Regions from separate parts of the Homo sapiens genome. Here region 2 is linked to region 1. Evidence: chromatin contacts called from ENCODE Hi-C or POLR2A ChIA-PET data. All regions are on one chromosome and are shown on one strand. The core of a region is the stretch at or near the end of the contact, and the rest is flanking DNA. Distances in the headings are between cores, read along the strand shown. Region 1 has its middle 48 kb from the start of INTS6-AS1. Region 2 overlaps WDFY2 (WD repeat and FYVE domain containing 2).

Evidence for each region. Hi-C counts contacts between places; a loop is a spot of excess contacts on that map. ChIA-PET counts read pairs that join two places held with the same protein, here RNA polymerase II (POLR2A). Pooled maps may share reads with other maps.
Region 2: a pooled map shows a loop between it and region 1 (2.0-fold over the local background). The contact joins two enhancer-like sites. A Hi-C loop is called at or near these places in 1 of 168 maps with a recorded cell type or tissue (A673) and 2 of 50 pooled maps. POLR2A ChIA-PET finds 5 or more read pairs at or near these places in 2 of 52 experiments (GM12878 and activated CD8-positive, alpha-beta memory T cell).

Annotation. Positions count from the first base shown.
Region 1 is chr13:51,498,597-51,503,558 of GRCh38, reverse strand. No RefSeq gene overlaps it. Among named protein-coding and RNA genes, the nearest start is that of INTS6-AS1, 48 kb to the right of the region's middle. RefSeq lists an enhancer at 910-1,059. Within about 2 kb of position 2,163, at least 3 of the 41 ENCODE cell types and tissues checked have a DNase peak (open chromatin) inside an H3K27ac peak, as active enhancers do; they include A673, where a contact is called at or near this core.
Region 2 is chr13:51,634,298-51,639,259 of GRCh38, reverse strand. All of the region lies in intron 1 of WDFY2 (WD repeat and FYVE domain containing 2), which reads right to left. Among named protein-coding and RNA genes, the nearest start is that of WDFY2, 52 kb to the right of the region's middle. Within about 2 kb of position 2,724, at least 5 of the 41 ENCODE cell types and tissues checked have a DNase peak (open chromatin) inside an H3K27ac peak, as active enhancers do; they include A673, where a contact is called at or near this core.

The DNA.
Region 1 (4,962 bases), core at 914-3,413:
GGGAGGGGGGGGAGGGGGGGAGGGAGGGTGGGGGGGGTTAGGCTAAGTAGCAGAAAGAAGTAACAGTTGCAAAAAAAAAAAAAAAAAAAAGAAACACAACATGCAATGAAACTGAAGGCTCAAATCACCTTCCTGCTACATCTAGGAAACTGTAAAGTTAGAACCATTCATTTCCCCAGTAACACATTATTCAAAAGCCAAAATCACGGTCAAACAAATAGACCCCAAAAAATGCATTTGAATGGGAATTTCACTTGGGTCTTCTAGAAGGGACACCTTGCCTGTTTCACGACAATCCCATAAGGGACGTACTGTGCTTGTATTTATCCTCCATTTTACAGGTGGGGAAACCGAGATACATACCAGTGTATTACCCTTCTGAAAAACAAGGCATTTTAAATTTGAAAGCACAACTGGCCTCATGGCTTTAGATAAGGGATTGTGGACCTATAATAACTAACTCGCTGGGTTGTGGTCTGGATTAAATGTGATGATGTATGTCAAGGCCCTGGCACATATTCAGTTCTCTATAAGGGGCAGTTATTACTATTAGAAGGAATAATTAATTTTAGTTGGTAAAATTTCTAAGGTGTCTTGGAGGATGCAGGATTATAAAGATCCTTGTGGCAAGACCACTCAAGACAAAGGAAATTGCTTCAGCCAAGTTAATTGTGTGATGGTGGAGGGTGTATTCTGGGAATGTGAAATAAGGAGATGGTACTGGATTTGAGGATTACAGAAGAGATGAGGCCAGAAAGCTTGGTTGGTGCTACAAATTGTGGATAGCTTGTTGACATGTAACACCAGGAGGCCTAAAAGCTTGGATCTATGGTTGTGGGGGAGCGGAGTTGAAATTTAATGAAGGTCGGACATGGGAATACAGAAAAAATAGAACGTTAGGAAGACTGGGAGGCTCAACCAGGATTTGGCAACCAATATTGGGTAGGGGAGGGTGAGAGGGGGATTCTGGAGCTGAAATGTTTCTGAGACTTCAAGTATGACTCACATCTAGCACAGTTATGACTTGAGATCCAGTGCTTCCATGAAGAAAAGGACTAGGCTTGTATGGAAGGATAAGTTCAATTCAGGATGTGCTGAGTCTGAGATGGATACAGAACAACTGATCAGAAATACAGGCCTGGGGCTGGGAGATGAGTCAGCTGGAGGCAGAAGGGGAGTTGTCCCCTAAAAGATCACAGTGAAACTACCCAAGTAGATGAGATCATTGAGAAAGTACATGTAGCATGAGGCAAATACTATCAATATTAGTAAGCATTACAGGGATGTGCATGTGCTTGGGGGACCTTGTAGTGGGAAGGGCATCATACAAAATTAAAACATCTGCACCTAAGTCCTTCCTGGGCTTTCATATGTATACTCTCATTAATCAATCTTTAACACATAACATTGTGAGGTAGAAAAAAGAGAGAAGAAGGGCAAGCGTTTGTGAAGGTTCATATTTTTGAGGTTAGGAAGAAGAGGAACTAGAAAAAGAAAGAAAGATCAAGTTTTTATAAAGTTGTAGTAAACCTCCAACAGCCAACTTATCATTGTCAGACAGAGATCCTGCCTCCAATATTCTTGAACCTTAAATGAAGATCAGGACTCATACCTAAGATGTGTGTAACAAGCTAAGGGGACATTTGAAAAGTGCCAAGTACAAGGCATAGATGACAAACACTAATCATGGATTGGGCTGGATTTGGTCCAGGAAGACTCAGAGGGAAAACATGTGGGCTGAGTCTTGAAGGACAGCAGGGCTTGGAGGAGTGGAGAGAGCAGAACAATGCAGACCAGGGGGACCCACAGCCCTAAAGGCCAAGAATTTCCTTCCTTCCTTCCTTCCTTCCTTCCTTCCTTCCTTCCTTCCTTCCTTCCTTCCTTCCTTCCTTCCTTTCCTTCCTTCCTTTCCTTCTTTCTCAGAGCCTCACTCTGTCACCCAGGCTGGAGTGCAGTGGTGCAATCTCGACTCACTGCAACCTCCGCCTCCCGGGTTCAAGCGATTCTCATACCTCAGCCTCCTGAGTAGCTGGGATTACAGGCATGCACCACCATGCCTGGCTAATTTTTGTTTTTTTAGTAGAGACGGGGTTTCACCATGTTGGCTGGGCTGGTCTCGAACTCCTGACCTCATGTGATCCGCCCACCTTGGCCTCCTAGGCTTGAGCCACTGTGTCCTGCCGAAGCCAAGAATTTTCTCTGACCTCATATTTACAACCAATGTGTACCAGAAAGTCTCATACAAACTCACAATGCTTACATACTTATGTGGTCATCAGATATGGCACAACAGTGGCTTTGATTTTCCTTTTATACAGGAGCACATTTCAGCTTTTCTTCCAGTTTCCTATTTATTTTAGTTCCAATGTTTAGTTAATACCTTTGATTTTTAAACATTAACTCTTCTAATGTCAGATTCTATGGCATTCTGAATTATTGACATTATGCCTGAAGATTTTAAAAGAACAACTAATTCTCAATTACTTCCAGTTTACTGGTCTGAATGTTGCTCCCCTCCACCTGCAACTTAGGAGGGACCTTGGAGCAAGGTCGTGTCCCAGATTGTTGAGGACGTTTGCTGCTCCTTGGCTTCCCAGCTCCTGTTCCTCTTTCTAAGAGCACTGTGAGTTGCTTGTTGGGAACTAATGGCTCCTCACTGTGGCAGTCCCAGTGGGACTGCTAGTTAAGGAAACTTGCTTCTTGCCAAGAGAGTTGGCCAATCAAATTTTATTCTAGACTAGTGTATCTTGAGCAGGGTAAGTCAAGGACTGTGTAAAAAAAAAAAAAAAAAAAAAAAAAAAAAGGACCAGGATTTCAACAATGATGCTCTGAAGAGATCATCAACCACTTTCTACCCCAGGGCTGCTCTTTCTGAGTCTCACTCTTCAGGTTGTTTTTTCATTCTGGGAGCTGTCCCACATCTTTCTCTTCTCTCTTAACTTAGCCAGGGTCAGTTTCCATTGTTTATAAAAACCAAAACAAAGCAAAACTCATTCACTGACCTGACCGGAAAACGTGATATTTTCAATTGTCTGCCAAAGTTCCCCCCACTGATGTGGAAAATCAAGAGTGATAAGGATGGTTAAAAGAGAATAATTGAGATATTGCGACAAATGATACTTTGTTGGTTTCTCTTTCAGTTACTTGAATCACTGTCGACACACTTGCTTGAAGAAGACACTGGAGAGCCATTCTGTCACCCAGGCAGGAGTGCATTCATGATAGGTAGCCTTACTATGCGGTTCTAGTCTGTACCCTGCTATCTTTTCCAGGGGATGGTTTGTGTAGAGCATGTAGAGTGGCTCCTGTGTTCTCTGGCTTCCTGGTTGAGTTTCGTCCTCCCTCTGCCTTGAGAGAGTAGGGTCTGGGTGTGAGTTCTCTTAGCTACCACCTTAAGAGGTTGCTTCAGTCTGTCTATGCCTAGTGGTGTGCTAGTAAATGTTTAACTGGCTTTCTGCAAAAAAAAAAAAAAAAGTTCTGGTTTACAGTATTTGCTGATTACCATGGTACCGTATTCCCACCATGACCGATTTTAGGCTACCAGTGTGACATCATTGAATACAAGTTGGGAAAAGATGCAGTCAGCTCTCATGTGTCCTATGAGGTGGCTCCAGCACATAGCTGTGTGTGTGTCTCCCAGCATGACTCCTCTCAAGGTGGCCCTGCACTCCACAATTCTTTCTCCTTCGAGCTCTAGGAACTTGCATGATCCCTTTGTGGTCTGCCTAATCCCTGCACATATCTTTGTAAATTGTCCCTTTGTAAGAAAACAAACTGTTCATACACATCCACTCACGTGTGCATGAGAAATTTCACAAATTACCCTAATTTGAAAGTGCCATCACATGGTGGTGGTAACTAGCCTCCAAGGTGGCCCCTAGTGATATCTTTCCTGGTACTCATGAACTTGTGTAGTCCTCTCCCATAATGTATCAGACTTGGTCAATGTGACCAGTAGAATATGGCAGAAGTGATGATGCGTTACTTCTGAGATTAGATCCTAAAAATCACTGCAGCTTCCTTCTTGTTCACATTCTCTCTCTCTCTCTCTCTCTCTATCTCCTCACCCCCTCTCTCTCCCCATTCCCTACCACCACCTCCCTGTCTCAGAGTCTCTCTGGAATTCTCACTTTGGGGAAGCCAGCTTCTGTGTCAAGCAGTCCCATGGAGAGACCCACATGGTAAGGAACTAAGGTCTGCAACAACCATGTGAGCGAGACTGAAAGCAGCTCCTCCAACCCTAGTCCGAACTTAGATGACTACAACACCTGCCAACAGGCTGACTGCAACCTCTTGAAAGACTGAGCCAGAACTAGGTAAGCTGCTCCCAGTTTCTTGACCTTTGAAGACACTGTGTGAGATAATAGATGTTGTTTGAAGTTGCTACATTTGGAGTAACTTGTTACACAGCAATAGAAAACTAATACAGGCACCCTGACTGATCACTCTGTCTTACCCTTCATATCTAGACACTCAACTCCTAAGCAAGACTCATCTGTTCACTTCTCTTATTCTCTGCTGCTGGCATCCTTGTCCAAGTCTGAACTGCTGCAACTGGTAACTGATTTCGTCAATGACTGCACTCTAGCTACAGTGATCAGTGGAAATCTGTTGCTGACATTCTTCTTATTAAAACCCTTTCCTGGCAACATATTGCTTTTAAAATTAAGATGAGAATCTTTATATGGCTCATGTACCTATGGGTGACCATAGCTTTCTTGCCTCCTCAGTTTGTCTTGGGCCGCCCTATGTACTCATGCTCACCTGCCATCTATGCTTCCACTTTACTGGTCTACTTTCTATCCTTCTATCTGCCAAGGTTCTTCCTTGCCAAGCACTGTAGGCACACAGCTTAAAACACCCTTTCCCTGCAAGCTTTTCCTACCTCCTGTCGGCTCAAATAATCTTTCAAGTCTCAGCTTAAATGTCACCTTCTGAGGAAGCCTTCCCTGGCCTCCACCA
Region 2 (4,962 bases), core at 1,475-3,974, 140 kb before region 1:
TCTTCCACATTGAGCCTTTCCCATAAGCTTCTATAGAATTGTGCATCAATGTTCCTTGATATATCAAAGTACATGGTGTAAAAAAGTGCAGATGAACCCACGATAGCAAAATTTCTTTATATTTTTGGTTGAGAAAAGTCTCTTGCCAGAGACAATTCATTATATTCTTGACCTCCCTTGATTTTGTGACAATAAAAAAAGCATACATGTAAACTCATTAAATGCACAGAGAAGCCATAGAAACAGAAACTTCTGTTTATTAGCCCTTATTTTTGTTTTTGTGGGGAAAGTGGGGTAAAAGCAATAGCTGTAACTAAATTATTTTCTAAAATTTTCTTCAAGAATTTATCAAACTGCAAAAAGATTCTGAAATTCCAAAGAATCTTGAGCTTGAGCTAAGGCTGATAAGCCACATAGTCCCTTCGCCAAAGGCCATTCCGTAATGAAGCATAACATGTAAATCATTGCTCTGCATATTATGCATCAGTATCAAGTTAAGCCCTGCAAAAATAAAAATCCAAAAAGTTTAGCAGTGCCCAATATTTTTACTAGCCAGCATACTTTCAAGGAGTTATGTAGGTAATAAAATGAATGAAATCAGCATTTTCTGACTCACACAGCATAGCTTTTCATGAATGGGTATTTTTGTGTGCAAACGGATTAACCCTCTGATCTCATTTTAATGAGTTTCTTTTCGTCTTTGAGGGACTACACTGCACGGAAGCTCAATCATTCTATAGTCATTTAAATCAATCCATCTAAGAGTTTTAAGAAATCCACTCACTTGCACTTATTTGGGAATACTAAATTCACCAAAATTTAAACGCAGAGAATAAAGTTATCTCTTCCATCCAATATGTTGCTCAGCCCTGTCAAATTCTTCCTCCTTAATGTGACTAAAATCTGTCTTCTCTGCTATCCGTACTGCCTTAGTTCACACTCTCATTAATACCCCACCCCCAGGAGCATACTAGCTGGTCTCCTTACTCCTTTTCATCCTTCTCTGATCCCTTCTTCACCCAGGCCCTGGCAGTCATCTTTCTAAAATCCAAATCTAATTATGTCAGAACCTTCAAAGATTTGAGGACCACGCTCAACTCTATAGTTTACCAGGCCCTCCAGGATCTGACCTCTGTCTGTTTCTCTGACCCTATCCACCCTAGCTGCCCAACGCTGGCCCCATTAGTAAACTACTCTTGTCAGAGGCATTCAAACCAGAGTGACTCCATCTGGAGTGAGGGCTAGGAAAATGAGGCTGGGACTTGCTGGGCTGCATTCGCAGAAAGTTAGGTATTCCTAGCCTCTAGATGTTTACGGTTAAAAGAACTGGTAATGTTTACTAAACAGACCCAGACTTGGGAGTGTCCTAATATCCCAATATCTTGAGAACAAAAGCATTCCTAATTTTGCTTTAAATAATATCAATTCTTGCAAAATACAGTAATTAAGACAATTAATCCTTTATCACAAACCCTTGTAGCAGAGCACATCTCCCCATTATCTTTTTTATCCTATATGTACAAGCACTGTACCTAGGGTGGACGCATTCCTCCTTTTACTTTCAGGAATGCCCTACTCTGTCTATGGAGTGGTTATTCTTTCACCACTTTACTTTCTTAATAAACTTGCTTTTGCTTTGCACTGTGGACTCACCCTGAATTCTTTCTTGCAAGAGATCCAAGAACCCTCTCTTGGGGTCTGGATCGGGACCTCTTTCCTGTAACACTCAGTTCTCTAACATGGTAGCTGACAAACATTTGGATTTCATAGGTCAAAAAAACAATAACAAAAACAACTAAAAGGGTAGTGAGTGAAACAGAGGGTTGCCAACTTTTCATTTGCCAAAAAAAAAAAATTATTTCAAACAAAAACAAAATCTACAATTTGCTAGCACTTTCATTTTACAAAAAGTTAAGAAAAACATGATCTTATCATTTTAAAACACAAAGAAATTTAATTCTAGAAATAAAATGCTCATTGCATTGCCCCATCCCCTTTTTTAAAAATTTCACTGCACACTGGTAAAACCTTTTGCATGAACTTGCTCAATGAAATCCCTGCCCTAACTCATCATACCTCTATGTCCCTGCACATGCTGGCCTCCTGCTTAGGCAACTGTTCCTCCTCCATCCCCAGTTTTCACCTGCAAAACTAACACACCTTATAGTGCCAGGCAGTCCTTTTCAAATTTTAATGTGCATAAGAATAACCTAGGGATCTTGTTAAAATGCAGATTCTAGTCACAAATATTTTGTCTGGTGTTTCTTCTAGAAGTTTTATAATTTGAGGTTTTACATTTAAGTCTATGATCTGCTTTGTATTCATTTTTGCATGTGGTATGAGGTATGGATCGAAGATCATTTTTTCACATGTGTGTACCCAATTGTTCCAGCACCATTTGTTGAAAAGCCTGTTCTTTCTCCACGGAGTTGCCGTTGCCCTTTGGTCAAAAATAAAGTGACCATATAAACGTGGGTCCCTTTCTGGACTCTATCCTGTTCCACTGACCTATTTGTCTAGGCCAAGTGATCTCACTCACATGTATCTAGATGGATCATGATCCAAAGACAAAGAGCATTCTGTCAGATGACAGAGGACCTGGAATATCCCAGACCTCTTGAACGTTTGCCTTGTTTTCTTTCCCCTGCTGTACTGTATCCTGTCTTTATTAAAGCCTTAGGTAAATATACTTTGTGGAGTCTCATGAGTACTTTCCATACCTGACCCCGGGTAATTGCTGTGGTATTTTGCTTTCCGTCATTAAAAAGACCTTTCTTATCACGAAGCCCAAGGACTGGCTGTTCTCCATCATGCCTCAATGGGTCAAGGTTAATTCCCTCTTTGCCTCTCTGCTAGAACTGGCACTTCCCAGGTTAACTGAGGGCTGATCATAGCCTATAGGCCTGTTTTGATAATAACCAGTTAACCATGACCAAGGTAACTAAGATCATTGTAAAATGAGGAATTTTTTAGTCTGAAGCGTGTTTACAAATCAGAGTGTGTGTGCCAGTGTGTGAACTGCAAATATGCATGTATAAATGTGTGTTACAGAGGTAGCTGAAGCTAACAGACTCATTGACCTGAAAATGAACAAAACTCAGCAAAAACCAAAATCTTTCAAGAAATATCACCAATTACCTAATGGACGATTGTTGGGGTTCCTGATATATGTAAGGGAAGACAAAATTGTGCACCCAGCATGTTGAAAAAAAAGATGATGAAACTTCCGGTGGGCATTCCTTCCATTAAGAGAGTCAAGCCAGGTTAAAGTGTATGTAGGTGCTTCCATATCTGAGAAGGGAATTACACTTTGGTACTGCCCAGATATAGGGACACCAGAAGAGAAATGGGGAATGAGGGTATGGTTACAGTAAAGCTGCCAGTTTTCCTTCCATTAGTTGAAAAAATTAAATAATAGTAGCAGAAGGACTAATAACATATTGAGCATTCATTATTTTCAGACACATTGTGTTTTATTTGCTTTGTATCATTTAATCCTTACAAAAGTACTACGAGTAAGAGAGATCCTGTTTTCACTTCCCCTTTAGAAGTGAGAAACTGTAGTGTGGAGACCCTCACCTGTCTGTAGTTCCCAAGCCATGGGGAAGAAGAACCAGGAGTTCCTCCCGGGAGTTTGACTCGAAAGCCTAAGCCTTACCATGAGACTATTTCTGAAGCTGTCTGAATGCTCAGAGAGAGGAAGAAATCAGACATGGAGGACAAAAGGTGAAATGCAGGAAGTTTGGTGAAAAGTTTTCACTATTTAGAAAACAGAAGACAGGAAGCCGAAAAAAATGGCTTATAGGCATTTAGAGCACCTTGCACAGTGCATTAGCTAGATCTGGATTTGATCACGTCTAATTTATGCCTCAAGGTACAGAGACAAAATACATGCTGTTCTGTGAAATTCTCTCAATTACGCAAAGCTGCTGTTCTTCACAGCCTGGCATGAAAAATGATGATCACGTCATAATTTCTCTCTCAACTCTTGCCATTTAAAAGGTTTAGGACTTCCTGCCGGGGGTGCAGTAGCTCACGCTGTAATCCCAGGACTTTGGGAGGCCGAGATGGGCAGATCACTGAAGGTCGGGAGCTCAAGACCAGCCTCGCCAACATGGTGAAACCCTGTCTCTACTAAAAATACAAAAAAAAAATTAGCCAGGCGTGGTGGCAGGCACCTGTAATCCCAGCTACTCGGGAGGCTGAGGCAGGAGAATTGCTTGAACCTGGGAGGCAGAGGTTGCAGTGAGCCAAGGTGGTGCCACTGCACTCCAGCCTGGGCAACAGAGAGAGACTCCATCTCAAAAAAATAAAACTAAAAAATTAAAAAATAAGTAAATAAATGTTTAGGGCTTCCTTATGGGGGGACTCTGCATTCTTCCCTTCCCTCTACTCCAACTCTGACCTATGGATAAATCCACTTAACCCAACCATGATGCACCCTATTGTTTTGATCAATAAACAAATGTCTTCACAAAAAAGTCCTCCTTGCTCTACTATAGTTCTTTCCTGGTACTGAATATATGGGGAAAAAAAAAACAAAACAAAAAAAACAGCCTTTTCCAATCTTATAGACATGCACCACCACACCTGGCTAATTTTTGCATTTTTTAGTAGAGACGGGGTTTTGCCATGTTGGTCAGGCTGGTCTCAAACTCCTGACCTCAGGTGATCCACCTACCCTGGCCTCCCAAGGTGCTGGGATTACAGGCGTGAGCCATTGCACCTGGCTGCCTTTTCCAATCTTAGTGCTAACAAGTATTATAAATTTACAAAAGCTTAATTGACTCTTACCTGGATTCATGATATATTTTTAAATCTTTGTGTATTAAAAGGCTAAAGTACTACTTTTCCTTAGGTTTGGTAAATATATATTGAGTATTTATCATGAATCAGGTCTAGTACTAGGAATACAAAGAGGGTAAAAATGGGTTCCTGGCCCTCACAGAACTCACAGAGTAA